2 separate regions of the Homo sapiens genome follow, and region 1 is linked to region 2. The links are chromatin loops, found by intact Hi-C in ENCODE. Cell type or tissue: HepG2. All regions are shown on one strand. Links, peaks and the distances in the headings refer to the core of each region. The heading gives the core; the rest is flanking DNA. Region 1 overlaps CELF4 (CUGBP Elav-like family member 4). Region 2 overlaps CELF4 (CUGBP Elav-like family member 4).

Region 1 (8,323 bases), core at 217-8,216, 210 kb before region 2:
CCCTTCTCTCCTCTCCTCCTGCCCGCTGCCGTCATGCCACCTCCTCCACCCCTCTCCCATTCCTTCTCTCCATTCCCCTCTCCTGTTGCCTATTTCTTTAATCTTCTAAAATGTTCACTTCTCCCCCCTTCCCCTTCTCCCCAGAAGTATTTAATGGCTATTAAATTATTTTAAACTAACTTTCTTTTAAAAAAAAAACCACACAGCTTGGTGATAGTGCTGACTCAGGGCCATCTCACTGTTTAATATTGAATATGCAATTAATAGAAAGATGTTTAGGTTTGGCTTTCCCTACACCTCCCCCCCCCCCCACTTTCTACTGCAAGAAGAATAAAAGAGCTGAGTAATCTGGTTTGGGGCGAGTGTTAGCCACAGGAGATATATGGGAGAAAGCCGATGAGGTTAGCATCTTGGAGTCAGAGAGCTATTGCCTCTGAGGCAAGTTCAGGGAGAGAAAGGTTTGAGTTAGAGCCCAGCACGGCCTTGCTGGGCAGAGGGGATTCCAGACATCCCTCTCCAGTGCTGGAGAAAATGGCCTGGACTCTGACCTGCCTGCTCCACACCAGATGGCACCTCCTTATGGCCCTCAGAGGCCTGGGTCGGTGGCCCTTGTTCATGCCATCCCCCCTTCTCAAGCTGTGGGATCTCCCACCTTCAAGACCAGAAGGGCCACCTCCCCTGAGGCCTCTGGCTGCCCCCGCCTGGGGGATCTCCTCTCCGGAACTGCTGCTGGCACCTACTATCCCAGCTTTCCTGCCCATCCATGACAGCTTCCGTGTGTCACTGCCTCCTGGCCGGGCCGTGTGAACTGGGGGCTGCAGGTGAGTCACTGTGTGCCTGGGTGACGGTCTCCAGGAGACACCCCTCGCACTGCTGTGGGCCTCATGTGCCCTGGACGAGGCTGAGTGAGGATGGCACTCCTCTCACTGCCAAGGAAGGGACAGGAGCAGGCAGCACAAACCACATGGGCTTCGCTCACGTGGGCCCCTCACGCCTGAAGCATCTCTAACCCTCAACCAACTGGACCTTGACTACCGGGGTCCTTAGGACCAGAGCACTCCATTGGTGTGAGGAGGTGCGTCTATGCCCTGGGGCATGGGATCCCTTCAGGCAGCCCCAAGACACCAGCCCAAGCCCTAGTGGGTAGGATCTGAGGTCCGGGTTGGGAGGGGGCCTGAGTCCTAGAGGCCTTGTGCCTAAGTCAGTGCCCTGCTGGGGCTGGAGGGCAGAGGCCTGACTGAGGGGATGAAGGAGTGTTCTGAGCAGGCACAGGCCCCAAGGATGAACAGATCACCAGCGGCCACACCACAGCACCCTCCAGGACAACTGGCTCTCCAAATTTGCAAGTAGCTTTCACCTGCTCGACATTTTGCCCTTGATTTCCCGGTAAACTTTCTGAGAAATGAGGGGGAGAGAAATTCCTCGGTTCCTGGCTGATCTAAAGAGCAGGGAGAAACCCAGAGCACTGGGCCTGGGCCTGGGCCTGGGCCAGGGGAGGGTGGTGAACAGGGACACTTGGGCCAGAGCCCAGGGTGTGGCAGGGTTGGCAGAAGCCAAGAGCTCCTGGCTGGGAGGTGGAGGGCAGCTGCGACTGGCTGTCCCATCTTACTACCTGGGCCCTCATGCTGGACACCCCAGCCCTGGCGGGGGGAAGGGTAGGCTGGGGCCACCTTGGAGGCTGTACCTAATGTCACCTTCTCAGGGCAACAAAAGGCCCCAACTCCAGCTGGGCGCGGTGGCTCACGCCTGTAATCCCAGCACTTTGGGAGGCCGAGGCGGGCAGATCACAAGGTCCGGAGATTGAGACCATCCTGGCTAACACAGTGAAACCCCATCTCTACTAAAAATACAAAAATTAGCTGGGTGTGGCGGCATGCGCCTGTAGTCCCAGCTGCTGAGGAGGCTGAGGCAGGAGAATGGCGTGAACCCGGGAGGCGGAGCTTGCAGTGAGCCGAGATCACACCACTGCACTCCAGCCTGGGCGACAGAGTGAGACTCCATCTCAAAAAAAAAAAAAAAAAAAAAGGCCCCAACTCCTTACGCTCCCCTTGGTGGCCTCATGGGTGTTCTCAATTTTTCTAAACCCTTTCCGGGCTGCTCCTGTCTCTGGCGGAAGAGCAGCCAAGGTCTCTCCCATAGTGGGAGGAGGCTGGAGGTAGGAAGCCACCGCCCGTCTGTCCTCTGGGAGTGTCTCACTTCTGTATGGCTGTTTGGCTCACTGCCTGGCTGTGCCTCTGTGGGAACTTGGGCTGGGGGCCCTAGATGGTGGAGAGGACAGAGTCTCTACTCGGGGGTCCTTCACCTGCTCGGAGCCTCCGTTTGGCCCCCTTCTCCGGGGAAGTGGCTGAGAGCTCAGTTCAGAGCAACGTCTGGGCAGGGCCCAGAGGGGATGAGGCTCAGTGTGAGTGCCGGGGACTAGTGATCAAGAAGGACAATGCCCTTCTCCCAAGGAGGTGGGCCAGGAAGAGGGCACCTGGCAGGGGCCTGCACATTCTTCTACCCTATGGGGCTGGGGAGTCTGTTTCTCTCCCACAGGTGAGGTGTGATGGGCTCTGTATCACTGGGGCAGTTTGTTGCAGGAGGAGCTGGTGCCCGGGTAGGGGAGGCCTGATCTTGGATGCTGGATGTATTTTCTTTGCCATGTCCTTGCCTTTCATTTTCTTTTAATGTCAGAGTATGTTTGAATCTCATCTAGGGGAGCCTAGGGCCAGGGCTGTGCCTAGGGTGGGCCCTGGTTAACCCTGTGGCTGGGATGGGGGGGGCAGTACAGACACACAGGCACTGTGCCAAGAGGATGCTGTCACTTGGTGACGGAGCTGCCCCTGGCTGGCCGTCTGCCTAACCCTTCCAGCGGTGAGCCTCAAGGTGCTGCATTCCCTTACTCAGGCTCTCCACGGCCAGTCTCCAGTGGGCTCCACATTCTAGGACAAGCGTCTGTGGAGTGAGGCTGTGTCCTTCCCCTCTGTCCCTTTCCAGACACCTGTCTGACTGCCTGCCTCTATCTCCAGGATCTCTGCCTCAGTGCTGGCCTTGAGTGCCCACACTCCCATGGACCACTCAGATTTGCCTCCTTGGCCTGAATCCTCCTACAGCACAGCTGTGACCACTTCTTGTCTCCCTTCTAACTGCACAAGCCCCATCACGGTGGGGTTTTCCTTGTCCACATCGAGGTGGGCACACCCTTTTGGGTGTTTTAATGGAGGGGAGAAGAATATCCTGGGACATGGCACTTGTTTACTCAGAGACGCATAAACCGCACCGTCTGGAAGACCCCAAACACCCCCCTTCCCTCCTGTCTCTCTCCACACCAGTCACCCAGAGCTCCAAAGCTCTGTCCCCAACCCTCAGCCACGAGATCCCCAGAGGGGCAAGAGGAGGAGGCGGGGAGTCGCTGCATCGCCTTGCTGCGTCGGGAAAAGGAGGGAGGAGTGAGAGGGGGAGGGGGAGGGGCAGAGACAAGTGGGCCCTCACGTGAAGGGGGCTGGCGCAGGCAGCTACTACCTCCTCGGCTCTCGCTGTCCGCAGGCTTCACCTGGATCGGCCGGTTCATCTGCAACAGAGCAGAGGGGGACAGCATTATAGCAGGCCTGCGGGTGAGGGGACAGACACCCAGCACTCAGGTGCACAGGTGAATGCGAGTATACAGACTGCACCCACAGACACGCGCTCCCACAACATGCTGCTGCAAGCACACACACCTTCACCAAAGTGCTGCCCGTCTCCCCTCGACGGCACGGCCCCATGGCCCCATTCTTTCAGGGGGGTGTCTCTGGACAGGAGACTTTGAGATGCCTCCTCCTCCTACTCCGAGCAGCAGCTCCTACTAGCCTTTGATATCAGAATCTGAGGTTGACAGAAATGCTGGCCTGTCCCTCTGTGTCACACAGGCCTTTGTGTCACCAAAGCACACCCTTGGCTCAGCCCTGGTTCACTCAAACATCTGCCTTTATGGAAATGAGCTGGTCACTGGCTGCAGATGGACCCCACCCAGGCCAGGGCATCCAGCTTGATCCCAGCCCGTACCAGCTCGCAGAAGTGGCCTATGGGTCAGGCGTGGCCAAGGCTCTGGGCCGTCCAGCTCCATGGTTAAAGCAGAGCTCAGGGCTGGGGCTCCATATTGCAGCCAGGGCTGTTCTCTCAGGGAGTGCGTGGAGTGGGCACAGCTACTTGTCCCCTGTGGTGTCTGGGTGCCAGGAGGACAGGAGAGCAATGCCTGACTCCCCTAGCCGCCGGCCTCTCTCTTCCCTCTCGGGGATCTGTGTCAATGGCCCATTCAGGGCACTAGGGGTCTCTGGACTCCAAGCATCCCGGGCTTGGCTGCCTGGCTTCAGGGCTCACCGGGAGGCACCAGGGTGGGCTCTACAGCCCGGAGGTCTCAGAGTGGTTTAAGCAACAAACGTGAGGAGGATCACGCCAGCGGATTCTGACCTGATGTCTTCACCAGTGCTTCTGCCCTTACGCACCTCCCTGAGCCCTTCTTGCATCTGCATTTCTCTCACAAACTCAGACTCAGAGAGGTAGTGGGGCAGGTACAAACACCCCCATTTTAGAGATGGAGAGGCTGAGGCCAAGAGGCATTCAGGTGCTTCCCAAGGCCACCACGTGGCAGGACATGGCTGGGAAGTGGGGCCTGTGGGGTGATTTCTGCATGTCTGTCCTGCGCTTTGAGACCTTCCGTTGCCAATTCCCTCCCGTACAGCGGCTGGACCAGCCAGTCACAAGCTTCCTCCTACCTTCTGCTCTAGGACTCGAAGTGAGTTTTGGCTGCGTCAGGACAACTGGGTGGGGGAGTATGGGTGCCTGTGACTCAGCAAGGTGAGCACAAGGCCAGTGGAAGGGCAGAGCCGTGGCCGGGAAGGACAGAGATGGGAGGCAGGACGCAGCCGACAAGGAAGGAGGCACAGGTAGCCAGAGGCAGCAGGGGAGGATGCCAGGGCCAGCCCACCGAGAGGGGCGAGGGTGTCATTGTTCACCACCAGGTCCCCACTTGACATCCCTTATGGAGTTGAGGGGAAGCAAGATACTTTGTTCCCAAGCCCTGGCAGCAGAGAACTCTGCCATGTTACAGCAAATTCCAATCACAGGGAGAAGAAGGAGGAACGTAATGAAGTTCCTGGGTTCCCTGTGAACGAGCTCCTTTCCAGTCTTTGAGGGAAAGATCCAGAAGGCCGCCCAGGCATCTGGCTATGGGAGAGGGGCTCCAGGAGGGAGCCAGGTTGCTCCTGGTTCCCTGTCCAGTACTGTTTGGGACTCAGCATCTCACCCTTTCCTAGGCTGCCATGTCCTCCTGGAATGCCCCGCCCTCCTAGCCTTCCCTTCCCTGAAACCTGTAGCATTCTTCTCCCCCAAACAGGTCTTAAGGACTGACCTGGACCCAGTTCCAGCCCTGATGCTCTCTTGGACAGATTTCTACAGCTTTTCTGCTTATGTAATTTTACAATTCTCTGAGGTAGGGATTATTATATCCATCTTTTCAATGAGAAGAACAAAGCTCTGAGGAGCGGCAGAGCTGGGATTCAGCCAGGATGAGTAGGCACATGAGTGCTACCAACACAACGGCCTTTAGCTTTGTCATATTTTATCTCAGTTGACCTCAGCTGCTCCAGGAGGAGAGGACCAAGGAGGAAGTAAGTGGGAAAAGTACCCATTCCATAAAGGGAGATTGAGGCCAGGTTCTTTGGGCCAGCAAATCAAGCATCTTTTCTGCCTGACCCCCACCCCACAAAATCTGGCCCCACCACCTCTTGTACCACTCCCACCACACATCCTGGCACCTTCCTCCCCCAAGTCCATTCCCTGGGCCTTCAAGCTCCCTGCTGTCCCTCCCAGCCTCCTCCTCTTGACAGTCTATTCATTCTTTGAGCCTAGTCCACTTAGCTTCTGTATGGACTGAAGTGTGTCCCGCCAAAATTCATACAGTGAAGCCCTAACCCCCATTGTGACTGTATTTGGAAATGGTACCTTTAAGGAGGTACTTAAGGTTGAATGGAGTTATAAGAGTAGGGCCCTCATCCCATATGATTGATGTCCTCACAAGAAGAGGAAGAGACACCAGGGATGTGCACACAGAGAGAAAACCATAGGAGGACACAGCGAGAAGGCCGCCATCTTCAAGCCAGGAAGAGAGCCCTCACCAGAAACCAATCCTGCCCACACCTTGATCTTGGGCTTCCAGCCTCCGGAGCTGTGAGAAATACATTTCCGTTGTTTAAGCCACCTGGTCTGTGGTACTTTGCTATGACAGCTCTAGCCAACGAATAAGCCCCCTAGTTCATGAAGCCTGGTTGGTACCCCATTGGGAAGGGTACTACAAGGAGCTCCCTGTTTTCCATTAAAAAGGTACACTCAAGGCTGGAAATTGACTTGCAAGTGGAGGTGGTGCTTAAGTGACCCAGGCCTCCCCAAGGATCCATAACACCCCTGAGAACAGGAACAGCTGCTATACTGATCGCATTGCTAGATCATCACAACTTCTCCTGTGATGTATGCAAATAGATTATCTCTAACTTCAGTCAAGGAAATGGAGTCTCAGATAGGTTAAGAAGTTAGCCTGAGGTCACAAAGGTTGTAAATGGTGATATCAAGATGAACCCAGGACTCCTGACATCTGCCTACTCATTTAAGAGATGCTGGGAACAGGTGGAATGGGCTTGGGATGGTCCAGGAAAGTTCCAAGCAGAGGCCAGGAGTGTGGGGGAAAGAGAGGAGAGCAGGGAGCCAGATGGGGAATTCAGGCTTCCCCTGCAAGGCTGGGAGGAAGGCCTGGCTGAGAAGGGGCAGGCACAGGGGTGTGAACCAGAATCTGTTGGGCTTTGTCGCTCTGTCCCAACGGGGGAGTGAGGCCATTCCTGAGGCAGGAGACTCCATTCCTAGGGCCAGAGCATGCTAGGCAGACCCCACATCCCTAGGGGCCTCATCCTGTGTGGGAGGAAGGCTGGGACCACTGGAGGAGACTCCTTTCCTGGCACCTTGTTTCTGTGTTTTACAGCCAGTCTTCTCTAGTCGGGCCTGAGAGCAGCTGGGGTGAGTCCTGCGGATTCGCCTGGCCAGGATAGAGCTATTTCTGAAATGACGGGTCCCATTTTCCATGGTAAATTAAACTGGGCAAATGAAATCTCCCTGTGTCTGGAGGCTTCCACCCTAGATGCCACCCCAGTTGCAGGCAGCCAGCCCACTGTCCTTGGCATCTGGGCACCTGTGATGCTTTGGCCTAACATCCCTGCTGCAGGAGCCCTCCCAACCAGACGGGCCCTGGATGGTGCAGGCAGACCTCCTCCATGGCGTGCTGTTGGGCTCACCCCTCACACACAGGCCCCTCTGCTTCCCTCCAGTTTTACTGTGGGCTTTCTGACAGCAGGGACATGGAGTCTCATCCAGCCTCCCAGCTGCCTTCAGCCATGGGCTAGGCACCTATGGGGTGCTCTAAACAGATTGGTAAAGGAGAACGGAATTGGTTCCCATGCAGCCATGGCTCCTGGGGTCATTTTCCATGTGCCATTATAATCTGATGGTGGTCAGCATCCAGACAGCCTTTGAGGGGCTTGTCAGAGAGGTGCCGGGCTAGATGGTGAGATAATATACGGCCCTGTGCTTTCTTAATTCTCAGCAGAAATAAAGTGTCAGTCTTGGTCGGGAAGATTTCTCAGCTGGAGCAGGCTCTGTACAGGTGGCCCTGGCCTGAAGAGAAACCTTCCTCCCTCCCCTGGTCCTTGGCCAGCCTCACTCAGCCCTGACTCTGCCCTGAAGAGGGAGGAGGATGGAGCACATCTGTCCTGGGAGAGGAGGCCGGGCCAGGCTGCAGAGATCGGGAGAGAACAAGGCAGAGCATGACGACAGAGCGAGGGGAGAGGTGAAGAGAATGCCGGAGAGGGCGAGGGCAAGGGAGAGCAGAGGGGTCAGGGGAAGAGCCAGGAGAGGAGGGAAGAGCCAGGAGTGAGATCAGGAGGAAGACCAGAAGGCCAGTTGCCATCTCCTTGCCCTTCTTGTAACTTTGCCCCCTGGGACCCTGGCCATGGCCTCAGGACCCCTTTGGTGCTTTTCCTGCCCCCGTCTCTGCTCCTCTGTCAGCTACTCCTCTCCACCAGTGCGCTGTCCTCCCCGGAGGGCCCTGTGGCTTGTGGCTGCTGGGAATCTGGGCTGGGGTGCAGGAGCCTTCCTTGCTGATTCTCTTTCAGAGATGTCCTCAGTGTCCCCATGGAGGCCCTGTGGCCTTCAGTTGGTGTCTTCCTCCAGGTGCCTGAAGGGGATTTGGTGAGCCAGGCCTGCCTTCCCTGGGTCAGGAACAGCTACCTGCAGCTTCCCTGGAGGCTCCTGGGGTCAGTCC
Region 2 (8,323 bases), core at 265-8,264:
AGTGACCTAAAGTTCTTGTCTAAGTGGCTGCCCTGGAAAGAGGGGTGCTGGACAATTATTCAGGCACCAAAGTCTTTCTTCCCATCTCCATTATCTGGATATCTCTCATGGAAGCTAAATTTCCCAGAATTATCTGGGTTGTTGCCATTACTGTCTTCTGAGCTTACTGGCGTGGGCGGCCACTTCCAGAACGCAGCCTTCCAGCAAGCTGGCCCAGCCACTCCAGATACCATGCCCTTGAGTTTCAGCCAGGCACGTGGCTGCGGGTACACGGCTGCTTACGCACGAATGTCTCCTTCCATTGCTGGAGAGCTTTGAGTTTTCCTGTCTTGGTTCACAGACATTATCCCACGAGCTTGTCCTCATTTCCCTGAGTGTGAGTAGGGAACCCCAGAGAGGAGACTGGATTTGCTGAGCCACACAGAACCTATTAGACTCTCTTTTGCCTCCACTACGGCAGGTGAGAAATTTGGGAATCCGGAGTTTCTAACATGGAGTCAATGTCTTGGCCCCTCAACCTCCCCAGCAATTGGCCCATACAGCAGGGGGGTGATTTGAGTGGGGGCCCTTCTGATTCAGAGAATAAATCACCTGGTAATTCAGGGGCTGGCTTAAGAACATGGCCATGTGGAGCCCCCAAGCTCATAAAGCAGATGAATTAAAGGGCAACTATTCACATGGCAGAAGGATTCTTTTATTTCTAAAAGGATCCCTTATAAGGCTCTTCTGGTGAGCAAACACAGCACATTTCAAATAAGATTCATTGTAAAATGACAAAAAAGAAGATAATAACAATTTGCATTCACTATTTCGGGAGCAGCTACTGTGAGAATGGAGGCCCACCTGTATATCATCAGAGCTCCTGCATGTCCCTCTCCTGGAGAAAGTGGGGAGCTGCAGAGATGGGGAGAAATTCGGGGGATGGGGAGAAAGGCATTGCCGTGACCAAATCTGTCCTTCTCTGACTTGGAAGGAAACCTTGTCATCTCCACGTCAGGGGAAAGCAGTGGGGTGGTCCTGGAGTCGGGGGCTTGGTTCGGCGGATTATTGGATCCTGGCTCCTTGTGGTGTATGGTGGAGTTATTCCAGAGCCTTGAAGCGCAAATGCTGTGAAGACAGATCTGCTGACCCAGCCAGGACTGTGGACCTGGCCGCTGGGCCCCGATGGATTCCCCGTCTCTCATTCCTTACTGACAGGCTCCTGGGTATTGGCAATATTTGCCTTATGGCATCAGAGCGGCGTTTCCCGTATTCACATAGTTAAATTAGTTAGCTGGATAGAAACCTCAGAGATGATGTATCTAGTTGTCAGTTGTGACTTGGTGCTAATGGCACTACAATTTGGTTACAGTCCTCGCCGTCATTAATCATCGGCCCCTAGCTGGCTGCATACTGGGTGCTGGGGAGGGGGAAGGGCAGGGCTGGCTTGGGCAGAAGGTGTCCAGCACCCAGGCTGGGGCTCTCCCTCTTCCTCTGGGTGGGGCATGGGCTCTGTCACTGGGCAGGCCGCTGTCCCTCGGTCCCCACCGGCACCACTGCACTAGCCCTGCACACCTCTATTTATTAGCATCATGCTACTTATGCTAATAGCAGACCGTACACTATTTCTGAGCATTAACATCTGCTCCAAGCAGCCGACTTTCACTTACAGAAACTGATTTCAGCTCAGTCAAGCAGATAAACAGAGAAATCAAAGCAGGTGGCTAAAAGTGAAGGAGGAATTCTCAATTCCTGCATTCAACCGACGAACTTCACTAAAGCCATAATTAATATTCAGATAACTATATTCCGACACATAGAATAAACAAGATCATTTAAAGGATGCAAAATACATCCCCAGGGCCAGAGGGGAAGAGAGGGAGGGGAAGAGAAGGGAGGGAAGGCAGAGGACTGGGTATGAATGCAGACACTTCCTGCTCTGGCCTATTGTCTGGTCGGTTTCAGCCTTAGAGAAGAGGTGACATGCCTCACAGAGCCGGGTGTTTACAGAACCCCTTCTGAAAGCGAGCAGGGGCTGGGGCTGCACAGCACTGTTCCAGGTCGTGGAACCCTGATGCTGCCAGTAGAAGCAAGAGAAACTGAGGTGCCATGTCCCAAAGGCTTGCGATGTCTACATGGCAGGCTGACGGAAAGCTGTCCTCTGTACTCATTTCCTCACCCTTGAAGCTGTCTGAAGGCATGGCTAGTCCTAGGCACCTGGCTGCCGTGTGGCCTCGGATGGGAGGTGGGCCTCCCTGCACCCAGGTCTTCTCCAACAATAGAACACCATGCTGGAAATCCTCCCTGACTATGGAGGATTAGCTAATTGGTGATTCTGGAATTAAAAATAATGCCTCTGTATGATTTGGACCAGGTGGAATCTGACTCTTTAGATTAAAATCTACATGACAGTACATACCTTATTGGCGTTATTTATTGTCTTTTTGTTGTTTTTCCTAGTCAGTCTTTTCAAAATGTTAAAATAAGACTGAATTCATTGTACGGAACAAATTCTGAAGACAATTGCTCCTGTTTCAAAGAGCAGTGGCCCAGGGATCCGAAGTTGCAGACTTTCCGAGCAGCTCCCAGTCCCCACACAACTCTGAGATCTATATGGCAAAATTCAGGAGCCACCTTTATCATATTAGTCTACAGTGATCATGAGAGTAGCAGGAAGAGTTCACGTAACCCATCACTTGACATGGTACACGCTCCCCTGTGTGCACATGTGGGCCGTTAGGTAATACACGTGTATTACTTAAGAGCGTTTATATGTACTGTGAGCTCCGAAGGGATAGTAAGCAGCCACGTTCTGAACACGGGATTCAAGCCAGCCCTGAGCACCCCTGGGGAAAGGGGCGGCCACCAGGAGGCCAGGCCACAGAGGAGCATGCTCAGGTGAGCCCTGCCATCACAGTGTGGAGATCCCTACTTGGATCCACACTGGCCACGCAGCGAGAGAGAACACGATTCACTTCCTGGTAAAAAGGACCTTGCTAACCTTTCCTGGTCTCTTTTTGGGTTCCTCTAGTCTCGAGGGCCTTGTGGCTGAACAACAAATGTTATTGAAAACTTTAATTCCTGTTTTTGGGGAACATCCATCTCCCTCCCCACGCCCCTGCACATATGTCCTGTTTATGTCTCTTCCTCTGAGGATGGTGCTGACAGTGCTGGGAGCCCAAGTTGCATCCTGGGTGTCATCAATGCTCCTCTGGAACCACTTGCATTGTGGTTGAAATTTCCCCTGACGCCTGGACATTTTTTTGTTGTTGTTGGTTTCCCTGGAAATGACGCTCTCTGAATCACAGCTGTTTGGAGCAATGAGGGGAGGTGGGAGGATACTCCCTGGAGGGGTGATGGGAGGGGTGGGGTGGCAAACAGGCTTTTCCAGGGAAAGCTGAGAACTGCACAGGCCAGAATGGTTGTGGGGTAAGGCTTGTGGTCTTCAGAGTCCCAAGGGACAGGTGTTAGGGCGAATGGTGCATTGGAACCTGAAGGACTGGAAACTCTTTCTTCTCTAGAGTCTGACTCTCTTCTTTGTACTTTCCTGTCTCCCCCACTCCCTCCTAAAAGGGAACTTCCTGAGCAACAGCCATCTTCTCAGCCCTCGGCAAGGGGTCCCCAGCTACAGGTCTATGCAGGGCACCTGTGTGCTGCTCGCTAGCGCCTTTTCTCCACGTTTTTGCCTAATCTGAGCATCACAACATCTGTGTGGGATGGGTGAGGCAGAGATTGCTATTTGCATTTTACAGATGCAGATAGGGAGTGGGGGAGGTGGTGGCCCACCTGAGATGGCACTGTGAGACAGGAGGAGCCCTGGCCCCAGTCCCCAGGCAGCAAGTCCCCGCACATCTTGCACTTGCTCCCTCCCACACTCCGCCATCACCATCACCCCCATCTCCCAAAGCCACAGGCTCGTGTGCAGGCGGCCCAGGCTTTCACACGCTCACATAAAGCTCCCAGGCCTGGAGGGAGGCTTGGAGGACACCTCCCAGTGATGTGAGCTGTGCTCTGCGAAGGGAGAGAGGAGATGCCCCACCTTGCCAGGGGGTGCTGGCTGACTCACTTCACAAGATTCCTACACATAAAGCCAAGGACAGATGTGATCTGATGTAGCACATTCCCTGGGACTGTCCCACAGCACGACTGGCGGGTGTCATAGGTCACCCATCCTCAGCCTGGCTTTCCCGACCCTTCTGGCCACTCAGCCCTTACCTGGGCTTTCTTCTGTGCCCTCGCCTCTTTGTCCCTGGCATTTGCCTCCTCCTCTTGTATTTGTCTTCTCCCCTTACATTTTCTGCTGTGCACTCAGTTATCACCACCTTGATCATGACTTTCATTTGAATCTCCAAACTGTCACTGCCCAAACCAAACATAGGCTGGTTCTCAGAGCAGGAAGAAGAAAAATCGAATTTGGACCCAATTCCTTTGGAGTTTGGGAAATCGCACCCAGGCTGGACTGAAGGGGCCCTGTGTACACGCTGAGAGCCTGGCATTCTCGGAGGAGAATGGTGCTCTCTATCCAAGAGAAAGAGTTCCCAGCAAGTCCTTGGGGGTGTCTTTCTGCAAAAGGGCAACCTGAGTGCTAACTTCAAATGGCCTTTATGATTAAGGCAGGGAGGCCAGTTCCCGGTCGGGTCTCTGTAAAAGGACATGGTTCCTCTGTCATGCCTCTGCAAAAGGACATGAAAATTACAGGTCTTCGGGGACCATTTCAGGCTGCTGTCTCCACCCCAACTCCACATGTGAGCCTGACAGGGGCTGTTTATTTTATTTCCTTGCTTCGCTGTAGGGGTTCAGGGATGAGCCCCGGAGGTGGTGACAGATGGAGACACCCCTCCCTTTGCTTTCTCTGAAAGTAAACTAAAGAAAATACACTCATTTTATGTCCGCCAGACACAAGCTCCTCCTGGGAGAAAACTTTTTTATTCAACCTGAGGTGCCCACCTGATCTGGGAGGGTCTTGGGATTTCTCTCGTCCAACCAGGCCTGCCTCCTTGGAGCCCTACCCTCCACATGGAAGCCGCGGACGTGACTCCCCGACCTGGTGTCCCATCATGGGCTCACCCCACGGGGCTGTGTGATTGGGGCACAGACATTTGTGCCCTGTGCCCCGGAGAGTCCCAGGCGCTGAATCCAGCTCTGGAGGCGGCCGGCTCCTTGGTCCGGGTTGTGCAGTAGTCCTGGTGCCCTCTGCTGGCCACGTCTGAAAACACAGGCGGCCTCTCGCCGCATCGGGCGGACCTTCCGGGAGGCCAGAGGGATGGCGGGGTGGGAGGGCGGCCTCCTCATCCCAGGGGATGGCCCTGGTCTCTCCTGTGTGCACCTCTGAGGCCCTGCTCTCTGTACTGTGTGCCTAGGGATGCATTCCTTTTTCCTTGTCTCTCCATGGAAGAAAGACCTCACACCTGGCTCGATTCTTCACTGGCTGTGTAGCCCTGGGCAAGCTGTCCAACCTCTCTGGACCTTGTTTTGCTCTCTGAAAGGTATCACCCATCTTCAAAGTCCATTACAAATGCCAGTTCCTGTGTGTAATCCTCTCCCGAGCCGTCTTACCTTTGGCTGCTGAGGCCTGGAGCCTCTCTCTCTGGCTCTCGACTCCTTCAGGGCAGAGGCTCCTTCCTCCCTTTTTGCTTTTCTGAATCCCCCAAGCACCCACAACGCTGTCTTTACCCAGAGCAGGCACTCACTCAGCAAATACCTGTTGAATTGATTTGTGTTAAAATGGCTGCCTGGGACTAGTGATTCCCTCAGGTGCCTCCTCTGCTCTGATTCTTTTTCATTCCAATTGTCGCTTGTGGGTTGGTCTCATTCCCAGGTGAGACTTTAGATCCTAGAGGGCAGTGTGAGGGAATAGCTGGCCTGGTGCTTTAGCGAATATAGAAAGCAATTCTGACATTGTGGAGCAGTTACTTACGGGGTTCTCTCTCCCTCACTCAGCAGCACATTTCCCAGAGCCCGACTGGAAGATCCAGGCTGTAAACAACATGCTAAGGCGGGACTCCTGCTCCGTTCCTCCCGTCACCTCCCGTGTGCCTCCCCTCCTGGCACCTCCTCACCCCAGCACCCCTCTCTGCGGAGTCTCCTTCCCTGGCCGGTGGGGACCCCTGCTGCTCCCAGCAGCTCCCTCCCTGCCCCACCCTGCTGCTCTCAGGAAGCAGTGGCAGGCTTGAGAATGAAGCAATCCTCGGTCTCATCAGGGTTCTCAACGCCCTCCCCGACATGACAGACTCTTCTCCAAGGCTGCTCCTGCGCAGCAAACACACTGCCTCTTGGAAACGACAGTAACAGCTAATGTTTATTAATAGCTCACAGTGTGCTGGGAGCCTCTCCGAGAGCTTTGCACATATTATCTCATGTAATGCTTCTAATAACCCTCAACAATGGCTCTGTTATTATCTTTATTTTATAAAGAGAAAGCTGAAGCACAGAGAAGTTAAGCCACTTGCCTAAGGTCACCCAGTTAGAGAGTGGGAGAGCCCACATTCCAAGCCAGACAGTTTGATTCCAGAGCTCTTGTTCCTGACATTCCTTCAGGCAACAGGATGCCTGGGGTGGTGGACAAGGGCTGGGCACCTCTAAGACACACACACACACACACACACAAACACACACACACACACACACGCGTGCACGTGCACACACAGACACACAGCCTAAACACATGCACAGCTGTGTCCCTTGTGCTGTGCGTGTGTGAACATTCCAGTGACAGTCACACATGCCCATGTGTGTGTCTTCACTCATGCACTCTTGTTAGTCAGTGCACACGCAATGCTCTCCGCACTGTTTGATAGAACTTTCTGGCATGCAGAAAATGTGCTATGTAGACAGCACAGACTGCCTACCACTGTAGCCCCTCTTTACTTGTGGCTGTTGAACCCTGGGCATGTGGCTAGTAAAACTGAAAAACGGATTTTTAAATTACATTGGAATAAAGTTAATTTAAATGTAAATGTAAATAGCCACACACCGCTGTTAGCTACCAAATTGGTCATGCTGTCATGGGCTTGCTGTGAGGATGGAGAGAGGTGATGATCAGGTCTCATGTGCAGCGCAGGCCTGGCACATTAGAGAGCTGGACAATAGACATAGCTTTATTAATAACTACCCAATTATAACAGTGCATATGCATTGATGTGTGCGTAGCTCTCCCTGTCTCCACCTAGCCTTGCAGCCAGACACCCCATTATTCTTTACCAGGGCAGTTGAATACCACCCTCCTGACTGTGGGCTCAGACCCCAGAGTATCTCTCAAGGTGACAAGGAAGGAGGGCTTGGCTCTGGAGTGCCTGTGAGAGAAGTTTGGGGTGGGGACCCAAGTGCCTGTCTCACTTGCTGGTACCCAGGAGGATGTGGAGAGGTTGCCTGTGGCCCTAGGGTCCTCCCGTCCACTGGCTCCCTGGCCCCAGCCCAGAGCCTCCCAGGTACCTGGGTGAATGATTACATCTCTCATTTGTAAGTAAAACAGCAGCGTCTCTCTTTGTGTGTTGCTTTTATTGTTTTTTTACTTTAAAACAGGGAAAACGGGCCAGCGGTCTGCCTCAGGCATTTGGTCATGGCTCTGGGGGCCAAAGAGAAGTTCCCAAGGAGCTCTTCCCTTCTAGGGGTTCAGAGAAACGAGCCAGCACGGTCAGGCTGGTGGGGGTGGCTGGGTCGGGATATGTGGGCCACAAGGACACAGATCGTGGGGCAAGCTGGGTGGGAAGGCTCCAGACGCAGCAGTGGGGCAGGGAGGAGGGAGCTCTGCGACCTACATCACCACTGTGAATCTGGCTGACTCACCCCTGGACAGCAGTTCCCGCTCTCCCTGCTGCGTGGAATGCAACCTTGGCATCCTGGGAAAGATGCTCCAAGAAAGGGCAGCAGCAGTGGCCCTGGCAAGGGCTGGAGGGAATGAAGCTACAGCATGAGGGATTTAGGTGGGAGCATGGGAGGGACAGAGCTGGGCTAAGTTCTGTGAGATGGTGCAGGACAATTTGAGGCAGGAGGAACAGTTTCCTTTATCTCATTCATTAATGACAAAGTGAGGGCTGGCAGTGTCAGTGTGGGTGAGCACCTGCCTGGAGGTGGAGTGGGGGCATGGGGAAGGAGGACTCCCAGCATCCTCTGTTCTAGGCTTCACGCATGCATGACCTCATAGTGTGCATCACACAGTCTGTGACCTAATTGATGCTCAGTCCACACTGAGGAGGAACAATAATCACATCTAGGAAGTCTTGTTTAATTTGTTCTATTATAAATGACTTTAAATACCATGACATATTGATGCCTCTCAAATTTATACCTCCAGCCCAGATCACCACTCTGAGCTCCAGGATCATATTCCACCTGCCTTCCTAAT

The links. A loop is a pair of places that touch in the nucleus more often than their neighbours do. Peaks named below come from ENCODE experiments on the same cell type or tissue, not always from the same donor. Only the 100,000 strongest peaks of a DNase experiment are listed, where the experiment ranks them.
Region 1: it touches region 2 in a loop (7-fold over the local background); 3 of 110 quality-filtered maps call a loop at or near these places.

The regions. Positions count from the first base shown.
Region 1 is chr18:37,318,332-37,326,654 of GRCh38, forward strand. It overlaps CELF4 (CUGBP Elav-like family member 4), which reads right to left. Exons shown (of 13, transcript NM_020180.4): 3 at 3,472-3,550. Among named protein-coding and RNA genes, the nearest start is that of SNORA111, 140 kb to the right of the region's middle. RefSeq lists an enhancer at 4,697-5,233. In HepG2, for the core only: a CTCF peak has its summit at 4,297; a DNase peak (open chromatin) is centred at 4,300; H3K27me3 peaks cover 2,168 bases.
Region 2 is chr18:37,532,887-37,541,209 of GRCh38, forward strand. All of the region lies in intron 1 of CELF4 (CUGBP Elav-like family member 4), which reads right to left. Among named protein-coding and RNA genes, the nearest start is that of CELF4, 29 kb to the right of the region's middle. RefSeq lists enhancers at 863-1,363, 7,620-7,914. In HepG2, for the core only: a CTCF peak has its summit at 5,172 (motif pointing left); no DNase peak of the experiment used is centred there; H3K27me3 peaks cover 7,123 bases.